Linked DNA regions of Homo sapiens: region 1 is linked to region 2. Evidence: read pairs that join two places in POLR2A ChIA-PET (ENCODE). Cell type or tissue: Caco-2. All regions are shown on one strand. Links, peaks and the distances in the headings refer to the core of each region. The heading gives the core; the rest is flanking DNA. Region 1 overlaps LOC105376556 (a long non-coding RNA gene). Region 2 has its middle 130 kb from the start of TEAD1.

Evidence for each region. ChIA-PET counts read pairs that join two places held together with the same protein. Peaks named below come from ENCODE experiments on the same cell type or tissue, not always from the same donor. Only the 100,000 strongest peaks of a DNase experiment are listed, where the experiment ranks them.
Region 1: POLR2A ChIA-PET joins it to region 2 with 6 read pairs; 2 of 35 experiments call an interaction of 5 or more read pairs at or near these places.

What each region holds. Positions count from the first base shown.
Region 1 is chr11:12,640,241-12,645,610 of GRCh38, reverse strand. It overlaps LOC105376556 (a long non-coding RNA gene), which reads right to left. Exons shown (of 5, transcript XR_931039.2): 4 at 5,074-5,213; 5 at 3,885-4,027. Among named protein-coding and RNA genes, the nearest start is that of TEAD1, 31 kb to the left of the region's middle. In Caco-2, for the core only: no CTCF peak of the experiment used is centred there; no DNase peak of the experiment used is centred there.
Region 2 is chr11:12,538,341-12,543,710 of GRCh38, reverse strand. No RefSeq gene overlaps it. Among named protein-coding and RNA genes, the nearest start is that of TEAD1, 130 kb to the left of the region's middle. In Caco-2, for the core only: no CTCF peak of the experiment used is centred there; a DNase peak (open chromatin) is centred at 2,510.

The DNA of each region.
Region 1 (5,370 bases), core at 208-5,207, 100 kb before region 2:
TCCCTCTTCTGTTTCTGATATTAGCAATTTGTATTTTCTCTCTCTCTTTTTTTTTTTAAATTAGCTTGCATGGCTAGAGACATTGGTTTTGTTGATCTTTTCAAAGAAACAGCTTTTGATTTTATCAATCTTCTCTATTGATTTCCAATTTCAATTTCATTGATTTCTGATCAAATTTTTTTTTTTTTTTTTTTTTTTGAGATGGAGTTTCACTGTGTTGCCCAGGCTGGAGTGCAATGGCACAATCTCGGCTCACTGCAAACTCTGCCTCCCAGGTTCAAGTGATTCTCCTGCCTTAGCCTTCAGAGTAGCTGGGATTACAGGTGCCCGCCCCCTGCCCAACTAATTTTTGTATTTTTCTTAGAGATGGGGTTTCACCATGTTGCTCAGGCTGGTCTTGAACTTCTGACCTCAGGTGATCCACCTGCCTTGGCCTCCCAAAGTGCTAGGATTAAAGGTGTGAGCCACTGCGCCCGGCCAATATCTATCATTTAAAAAACGGTTTTCCATTGTTGCCCTTGTTCTATGTTCCTATTTTTGTCTTTTTTTCTTCCTCTTGTGGTTTTAAGAGAGCATTATCTATAATTTCATTTTCTCTCCTTTCTTAGAGTATCAATTTTACTTCTTCTTATTTTCTTGCCCCTCTGCTTCTTTTCTAGTGTTTGTAATTTATGTTCACAACTATTCCATGTTCGCTTTCAAACAACACTATACCACTTCATGGGTAATGTGAGTACCTTATAACAAAATCATCCCAATTCCTCCCTCCTGTACCTTGTATCACTGCTGTCATTCACTTATACATAAGCATATTAGTGAAAAAATATATATAATTAAATACATTGTTGGTATTATTATTTTAAATAAACTTGTCTGTTAGATCAATTAAGAATTAGAAAAATAATAGTTTTTATTTTATCTTCACGTATGCCTTCTCTTCTGTTCCTTGTTTATATAGATTCAAGCTTCTCACCTATATCATTTCCCTTCTCTCTAAAGAAACTCTTGTAATATTTTTTGAAACTCAGGTGTACTGGTAACGAATTCCTTCAAATTTTTTTTTTTTTTGGTCTGCAAGCCTGTATTTCTCCTTCATTTTTGAAAGATAATTTTTCAGGGTACAGCATTCTAGGTTGGTGGTTTTTTACTTTCAACGCTTGAAGTATTTCACTCTGTTCTCTTTTTGCTTGCATGCTTTCTGAGGATAAGTTGGATGTAATTCTTATCTTTGCTTCTATGTAGATAAGGTGTTCATTTTCTCTACTTTTTTTTTTTTTGGAAACCGAGTTTCTCCGTTGCCCAGGCTAAAGTGCAGTGGCATGATCTCGGCTCGTTGAAACCTCTGTCTCCCAGGTTCAAGCGATTCTCCTGTCTCAGCCTCCCAAGTAGCTGGGATTACAGGTGCATGCCACCATGGCTAGCTAATTATTTTTGTATTTTTTGTAGAGATGGGGTTTCTCCATGTTGGCCAGGCTGGTCTTGAACTCCTGGCCTCAAGTGATCCACCGGCCTCAGCCTCCCAAAGTGCTGGGAGCACAGGAATGAGCCACCACACCCGGCCATTTTCTCTACTTGTTTCAGGGTCTTTTTCTTTATCTTTGATTTTCTGTAGTTTAAATATGATATACCTAGGTGTAGGTTTTTGGCATTTATGATGCTTGATGTTCTCTGAGTTTCCTGTATCTGTGGTTTGGTGTCTGACATTAATTTGCAGAAATTCTTAGTCATTATTTTTTCAAATATTTAAAATAATTATCCTTTTAAAAATAATTTTTTGTTCCTTTTTTCTTCTCCTTCTAGTGTTCTCATTATGTATATTTACACCTTTTGTAATTGTCTCACAGTTTTTAGATATTCTGTTCTGTTTTTTTCTAGTCTTTTTTTCCTATTTGATTTTCGACTTTGGAGGTTTCAACTGAGATATCCTTAAGCGCAGTGACTCTTTCCTCAGCTGTGTCCAGTCTACTAATAACCCCACCAAAGCAGTCTTCATTTCTCTTGTTGTTTTTGATCTCTAGCATTTTTTTCTTTGAATTTCCACCTCTCTACTTATATTGACCATCTGTTACTGTGTTCTGCCAACTTTATCCATTAGAGCCCTTAGCATATTAATGATATTTGTTTTAAATTCCTGGTCTGATAATTCCAATATTCTTGCCGTATTTGAGTCTGGCTCTGATGCTTGCTTTGTTTCTTCGAACTGTGTTCTTTGTTTTAGAGTATGCCTCATAATTTCTTCATGATGGCTGGAGATGATGTTCTAGGTAAAAGGAACCGCCCTAAACAGGCCTTCAGTAATGTGGTGGTAAGGTATTGTGGGGTGGAGAAGTGTTCTACAGGCCCATAGGTAGTTTTCAGTGTTTTAGTGATCCTGTGCCTCTGGACTGTGAACTTCACATGTGCTTCTCGGCACCTCCCAGCCCAGGCGGAGCAGAATAACAAGAGTGGGCTGGAGTTAAGCATTTCCCTTCTCTCACATGGAAATCTAGAAGGGGCTAGAGTTAGGTATTTTTCTTCCTTCACGTGGAAGGCTACAACCAGCTGTAATAGATTTGGGTATTTCCCTTCCTCCATGTTAGGTGCTGATAAAACTCCAGCTGGTTTGGCTCCAGTTAATTACTTTCTCCTGAGGGCAGACCTTGTTAAGAAGAATAAAATGCACTGGTGTACTTCAAAATGGTTCCCTTTTCTCCTCTCTTCTGCTAGCAGCACGAGGAGATTTTTCCCCAAAATCACTGTGAGACCCTGTGGATTCTAGCAGTTAAAACCCACTAAAGTGTAGGGTCCCTGATGACTGGGACCCCATGGAGTTTTTATCTCCAGCAATTTATCAGCTACAGTTCAGATTTCTGTACCCCAGCATTGGTTCTGAGGAAGTTTCCGCATGTGGTTTCTGCTGTGGTAAGTTGTGATTCTCTGTACTCACCGGTCAGTCTTTCCAATTTTTGGGGGGCAGAGGTTTGCACCTTAATCTCACTTCTTTCTCTGATCTAAGAAGAGTAGGTTTTTCTGTGTGCTTAGCTTTTTAATTGTTACAATGAAATGGTGACTTCCAAGCTTCTTACGTGCTAGACTGGAAACTGGAAGTCACCAGTGAAATTTTTACCTTTTACTGTTGGATGTATGTGTGGTGTGCAGTCAGCTATCATAGGGCAGGAAGTTTACATTTTTGTTCCAGATTCAGCCGGGGACTAGTAACTTGGAAGTTTCCTCTCTGACTGCTCCTGAGAGGAAGCGGCCTTGTGTGTGCACACAGTCTTCTAGACTGCCAGGGCTGAGTGTGATTTTATTTTTAAGCTTGGCTTCATAGGAGTTGCCTCTTGGGGCAGAGTGGCTTATTGTTCACTTAGTGTTTTGTCAGATGTTCTGTTTAAGTTCCTTGTTCCAGTAAAGCTTCACCTTGTGTTGATGAGTCTGTGAGGCTTGGGGAATGCTTTCAAGTCCGCCCCCACGTCTGCTCCAATTGCTCCTGTGTGGGGGCAGCCTCGTGCTTGCACACAACCCTTTTGACCCCTAGAGTTGACTGTGATCCTACCAGGCCTCTTTTTAGCTGTCTTTCCCTGGTTCTATTAAACTTCTGTTCTGCTGTTTTGCTTGTATAACGGAGCTACCAGCCTCCTCTTAATTATTCTCCACCTGATCTTTATGGTTTTCCACAGCGTTGTTGTTTTTTGTTTTTCTTTTTTACACAGGGGCTTGCTCTGTTGCCCTGGCTGGAGTGCAGTGTGCAGTAGCATGATCACTGCTCACTGCAGCCACGACCTCCCCACACTCAGGTGATCTTCCCACCTCAGCCTCCTGAGTAGCTGGGATTACAGGCATGCACCACCACACAGGCTAATTTTTGTATTTATTTATTTATTTATTTTTAGAGCTGGGTTTTCCCCATGTTGTCCATGATGCACAGCATTCTTAGGCCTGGAATTCTCCACTCTGTGTTCCAAACAGCTGGTCCCCTCAGGCAGAGCCGCAGAGCTCTTCATCTCATGGCCTGCCTCTCCTCTGGGCAGAGACCCTGTGCTATGCACTGGAGTTGGGGGTGGAGACCTACTTATCGATGTGACACCCTTGCTCTATGAATAGGGTTGGGGTGGGTGGATGGTAATCCCTTGTCTACTTGGCTTGACCTTCCTGGCATGGAAACTCTCCTAAGAGCACATGGAATGTGGGCAGAGAGCTATTGGACTGCCAGTGTTTGCAGCTTGCCATGCCTGAGGTAGTTTCTATCCTATGACTGAGGGCTGGGTGGAGAAAGAGTACCCTGGTCATCTCGGATGTGTCTGCCTAGAATACAGCTTCCATGATCCAGAGATGGTGGTGGTATCAGGGATATGGTGGTGGGGGGGGGATGTGGTGTGGGGGGGATGTGGAGGTGGTGGGGGGGATGTGGTGGTGGTGGTGGGGGATGTGGTGGTGGTGCTGGGGGGGATGTGGTGGTGGGGATGATGTGGAGGTGGTGGGGGGGATGTGGTGGTGCTGGGGGGGATGTGGAGGTGGTGGGGGGGATGTGGAGGTGGTGGGGGGGATGTGGAGGTGGTGGGGGTGATGTGGAGGTGGTGGGGGGGATGTGGAGGTGGTGGGGGGGATGTGGTGGTGGGGGGGATGTGGTGGGGGGGATGTGGTGGGGGGGATGTGGTGGGGGGGGATGTGGTGGTGGGGGGGATGTGGTGATGGGGGGGATGTGGTGGGTATGTGGTGGTGGTGGGGATGTTGTGGTGGGGGATATGGGGGGAATGTGGGAGTATGGTGGGGGGAGGTGGTGGGGGGGGTTATGTGGTGATGGGGGGATGGTGGTGGCTATTCTGGAAGTCTTACCCATAAAATAATCTTTAAAAAATGGAAATTTGCTCTGCAGCTATTCCTCCTCTCTAACTTAAAGCAATTTAATGATTCCCCATTGATTTTTAAAATGAAATCTAAAATTCCTATGCTGGCCAACCTATGTAATCTAAGCCTACATCTCCAGCCTCATTTTGAGCCAATTTCATTCTTAGTGTTCTCCCACTGGGAACAACAGTTCTCTCACAGTTCCTCAAACGTGGCAAACTCTGTTTTGCCTCAGGACCTACTCACTTCCTTTTCTTTACATGGCTCATTGCTACTCATTGTCCAGAATTCAGCTTTAGCATCAGTCTTCAGCAAAGCCCACTTTTTGCCTCTTGACTTGTATAGATCCAATGCTCCATTGAAACTGAGATCTTCCCTTTCCACACCTGTAATAATTTAATTATTTCAAGTTGTTTATTATTATTATTATTTTGGAGACAGGATCTTGCTCTGAGACCTGGGCAAGAGAGTGAGCAAGATGACAGCTCACTGCAGCCTTGACCTCTCAAGCTCAAGCGATCCTTCTACCTCAGCCTCCCTAGT
Region 2 (5,370 bases), core at 189-5,188:
CTCTCCAAGACTGAGCACCTTTACTTTTGTCTCTTGCAGCATCCCTGGACATTCCATTGCCCACCCAGATCACTTTTTTGGGATTGCTCACTTGGCATTCCTCAGCCACACATTATAGAATGTGAACATCCCAGGGTCAAGAGCCCTCATCTCTTTGCCCTGGTTGGCTTTACCATCTCCAGGACTGTCGCTGCTAGTCCAGATGCAGTTCCGTCCTTCAACCTAAGACTCAGAGTCCAGCCCTTGAGGCCTCTTCTGTCCTGGGGCTCAGCCTTTCATGCTTCTCTGGCGCTTTGAATCTGCCAAGTGCCTGGTCCCTAGCCAGAACCCCCACTTTCTTCCTGACGTTGGATATTGGATGCCATGTCTGCCTATGGGATAGTTTCTTCCCAGGTCCATCCCATCTAAACCTTGCCTGAGCTTCAGGAGCTCAGAAGGAGCATCACAGGAGCCCTGTAGTACTGTGCCCACGTCTGACCACCCTCTCTCTGTGTTTGGGCTACTGATCCCCAGATCTCTGCTGTCTCCAACATGGCACAGTTCTGGGCACTCTCTCCCTTTGAGAAGGAACACCAATGGCCAGATTTTGGAGCATAGATACTGACATCCTTCGCCCTGACACCCAGAAAAGAAAGCCAGGGGCTGGGCCTGATGTGAAAACCTCAGTCAAGCAGGTTGGCTCCACAAGCAGCAATAATTCCTTTGGGAAACAAGAGTGCCAGGCAAGGAGACCAAGGCAGAGACTCAGGTGTGTTGGGGAATGGGGAGAGACCACTGCTTAGGGCCACAGCCCCTTGGATCTTAGCTGCTAGCCTTGAGTAAAATAATGTCATTGGGGCACTGAGGGTCCACAAGTATGTTCAGAAACTGGATGAGGTGGAAGTTGCAGGTAGAGGCTTTATTAGCTGAGGTACACGGGGTCCAGAGATGTGTGCATGTGGGGGGTGGTGCAGGAGCCCACAGGGATGGCAGGTCGGCCCACCTGGCTTCCTGCCCATTTCCCTTTCTCACTTATGCAGAGGGAATGCCTCCTTTCCTGTTCTGGCTGATATGCAATGAGAATTTTATATTCATAGCTCCCTCATTGTATGTCATCCTGAGAGGTTCCTCCTGCCTCCTCAGTGAGCCACATCTTGGATCACAACATTGCTGAGTCTTGTGTACAGAGTGTGAATGTGACACATTTCTACCACCTTTGGGGACATCCCTGGGGAGAGGCAGGATATTTGGTTTAAATCCTGGCCCTAAAGCTGCGGCATCCCTGGGCTGGAATGTAGAGTAACAGGGCTGCCCTGAGGAATGAGCGGGAACTTGATCTGCCAAAGGAGACGCTCCACACAGGGGCCACACCTGGGCCGGGGCTCGCTGAGGCCGGTAGTGTGTGCCTCCTCCACAGAGGGCCTCCCTGAGGTTCTCTTAGGGGAGGGAACTACGCCCTGTGCCCTGCTACCTCTGGTTCTATGCTCAGAGTAGCAGGGCATAGGACCCACGCAGGTCTGGGAAGCCTCATAACAATCCAAAGACCCCCTCTTTCCCAAAACAGCCAGAGGAAATGTGCCATCGTGCAAAGAATGTGGGCGTGGGAATCACACAGACCTGGGTTGGATCCCACCTCTGCCACGTGCAAGCAGTGCAACCTTGAGCAACTCACTTACAACTTCTTGGAGGCTGTTTTATCATCTGTAAAAACATGAAGTTAATCACACCTACCTCAGAGGGTGCTGTGATGATTAGAGAAAATGCTTACATACAAATAACATTCAAACATGTCAGCAGTTTTAATATCAGCCCCAAGAATGGAGGGAATGGGGGGTCAGAGGTCCCTGGAGCCAGCTTTGCCATCAACGGGCTCTGTGACCTTGGGCAAACTCTCTCCCCTCTGCAGTGGTGGGGCTAGATGCGATTATTTCTAAGAACGCTGAGCGTCCCACCTCCAGGATTCTTCTTTCTCTTTTCTTTTCAAGCAGCCCCCGTTCTGGTCTCAGGGAGGCAGGTTCTGAGATGGAGGTATATGAGCAGGTGGCTTACTGGGGAGTGAGCCCAGGAACAACACCAGTGAGGGAGCGAGAGCTCAGGGTGAGGAGCTAGGCTGTGATATGCAGTGAGGGTGGCCTCAACTGCTCCTACCTGGAGCTCTGGGGCTGGAGGGAGGATCTTGAAAGAGCCTCTTCCCTTCAGAGATGTCCAGATGGAAGAAAGTGTATGCACTGACTGTGTGCACCGACCAGTCCTTGGGTGCCCATGCAAGGGCGTGTCATCTTGGAGATAGGCTCACATCTTTCTTCAGCAGGGCCTATCATGCAGTGGGAGGCAGCTGGGGGTGTGGAGGGTAGGGAGAGAGGGAAGAATGAGTGCCTTGGCCCTCAGGGCCACCTGGGCAGGGGGTACCACAGCATCCACTGCACAAGCCCTTCCTGCTTCTAGACTTCTCTAGAGTGGAGATTCAGTCTGCTGGCTTCTCAGTCTTGGACCTGGCCTGCCCTGGCCTTCGCCAGCAGGGGAGAAATCAGTGTCTGTCCACGAATACTCATCCACTGTCTGCAGCTGCCAGGAATTCTGAAGGCAAAAGCTAAGGAATTCAAAGCATCTATGACTTAGCAGGATTGTTCCAAAACTGCAGACTTCTCCAAAGAGCCTTCTGGATTTCATTGTGAATGCTTCTCTCAGTTCTTAGAACATAGCCAAGGACTCCCGCCCCTCACTTTTCAGGGCTGTCCTCTGGCTGCTGGGGTCAGTGGGCCTTGGTGAGCTTGCCTGGGGAATGCGTGGGTGTTTGGAACCCTTGCCTTCCTGCCTAAAGGTAAGATGCTTGGAAGCTGGAGTCAGACAGTTCTACCCCTTTCTACAGGGTTATTTTGGCCACTCCACTTAACCTATCTGGGCTTCTTTGCTCATCTCTAACATGGACTTGGTACTACCCTCAGAACCTAGGGACGTGGCTTTTCTGGAGGCTAAAAACAGAACATCTTGAGCAGATAAACATGCTGCCTTCTGGTAAATATGTAGTTTGAGTGGTAGCTACTATCTTTCTATATATTTTACCTCCTGCCCCATCCCCAATCATAACTGATTGGTCCAGGAGTGGGCATTAAGAATTTATTTGGAGCCTTGTATTGGCATCCTGAGCTATAAAATTTGTACAAGGCTACAATGGCAAGCAGCTTTCCTTGTAATATTCCTGTCTCCCTCCCACTCTCCCAAAGACATCACTAGTCAAAAGGCAATGGGGAGAGTGCTGGGTTGATTAGTAATGTCTGCCATAGATATGTGAGGAGCAGAGGAAGCATGGTACTATTTGCCAACCCTGGCCTAAGGCTTGCAGGAATAACGGTAGCACTAGGAACCCCTACTGCTGTGGAGCTTTCAGGTTTACAGAGTGTCCATAGCCACACTATTGTTGAGCCTCTTCACCAGCCCTGGGTTGTGGAGTGGCCCTCCTCGGTGTGGGATGATTACTCTCATAGTTGGAGCATAGGTTCAGGAGAGAGGCCTGAAGATGGCGGGGTGGGAGACACTTCTGAGCCAGGCAAAATCAAACCAGGATTCAACAAGTGACAAGCCCCCCTTACATCCTCACTACCGACGGAGAGGCTCAGAGGTACAGTGATTTGCCCAGTATCAGACAGCTAGCAAATGCCAGGCTTGAACATAGGCCCTTTGCCCCTAAATCAAAGTTTTCAGGGGTTCTGGCTATCCTAATAAAATGTGCTTGCACTCTCTCCCCTGGGCTTCCCCTGAGTCGAGTCTCTAGCAGTGTAACCTGACTGCAGATTTTCACATTGGGAAAATCCAAGAGAAGAAACTTGCTGCCTGTGACTTGTTTTCTCTCAGTCCCTGGAATTTGATTTTGTAAAATGATCTCATAGGCTTATTATAAACATGCATTGATGTACATCTTCAACTTTTGAAACAGCCAGTGTGAGTAAAGCTGAGTCACGAATGGAGGAAGCAGAGCCTTTCAGTAAAGTCTATTCACATATGGGCACAGGCTGTGCCAGTGGAGCCGTGTGCTTCCAGGCAGGGCTCTGGGCTCAAGTAGGCCGTAAGTCAGGATTGCTGTCATCTTGCTTTTTCAGTCCCCTGTCTCTGGGTCTACTGGTGTTCCCAGCCACAGTCTCAGGAACCAATCTGCTGATGTGCAGTGTGGGGAGGTAGAGGTTCACAGGCAGGCAATAACTCAACAGCCCTGGAAAAGTTCTGTTATTAAAGACCTAGTATCTACCTGGAGCACCTGGACATTGTTTGATGACAGCACCCTCCTCCCTGGCTCTCTCATCCCTCTCACGGGCCTAAGCTCCTGCCTTCACCTGCCCTGCACAGCAATTGCCCAATGGGACTCAAAAAGCCCACTACTAATTCCAGCTGGTCCCCTGTCTGAGGCTGGCAGACTGGGCCAGCCCCCTCTGTGTGGTGCCATCTCCCCTGATCTCAAGCCCTGCTTGCTGCCTGTCGCTTAGCCCTACCTGCTGGAATCCTCCTTTCCCTGTACACCTGCCTGAACTGTGACCAGCTTGTGTGTTCCTGCCTATGAGACCTCAGCAAGCCTGGCTATTTCCCTGGGCCCAGCACTGGTCAGCTGGGGTGGTGCTGCAGACTCCAGCCTCTGTACCACCCATGTCCTTCCCTCTCCCCCCAACTCCAGTCCAGAAGCCGGGAGCTCAACCTGCCTCTAGCTTTCTACCCAGAGGAGGACAGCCCCCCAAGTCCCCACAAGGGCAGAGACAGGCCACTTGTTTGTTGGAGAGGAAGTGAGGCTTCCTCAGGCATTCATACCTGTGCCTCTTCCCAGAGTACTCCAAATAACCAAGTGTTTCGCATAAAAAGACACAGAGCATACCCTTAAAAGAATACTTCAAGGCTGGCACTTATAATTCTAGTGCTTTGGGAGGCTCAGGCCAGGAGTTCAAGACCAGCCTAGCAACATAGACTCTGTCTCTACAAAATAGAAATAAAGAATTAGACAAGTAGGGTGGCATGTGCCTCGAGTCCTAGCTGTTTGGGAGGCTGAGGCAGGAGGATTGCTTGAGGCCAAGAGTTTGAGGCTGCAGTGAGCTATGGTTGTACCACTGCACTCTAGCTTGGGTGATAGAGTGAGACCCTGTCTCTAAAAACAAACAGAAATGGAACAACTTCAGAGTTCGGATAAACCTCTTTGTTTAATTTCAGAGTTTCCTGCAATCAGTTAAGAAAAGCCCCACCACTCCCCCTCCGTCAATTAACTAGATAAATACATAAAGTCAAGAGGAAACAGTATTTGTGATGGTAAAAGGAATTTTGATTCACAGTTGGAATCAAACCTCGTTGACACTGATCATGACCTCACCTCTAGCCTGTGTGGTGTTGGGGAGCCAGGGTTAAAGGAATGTGGAG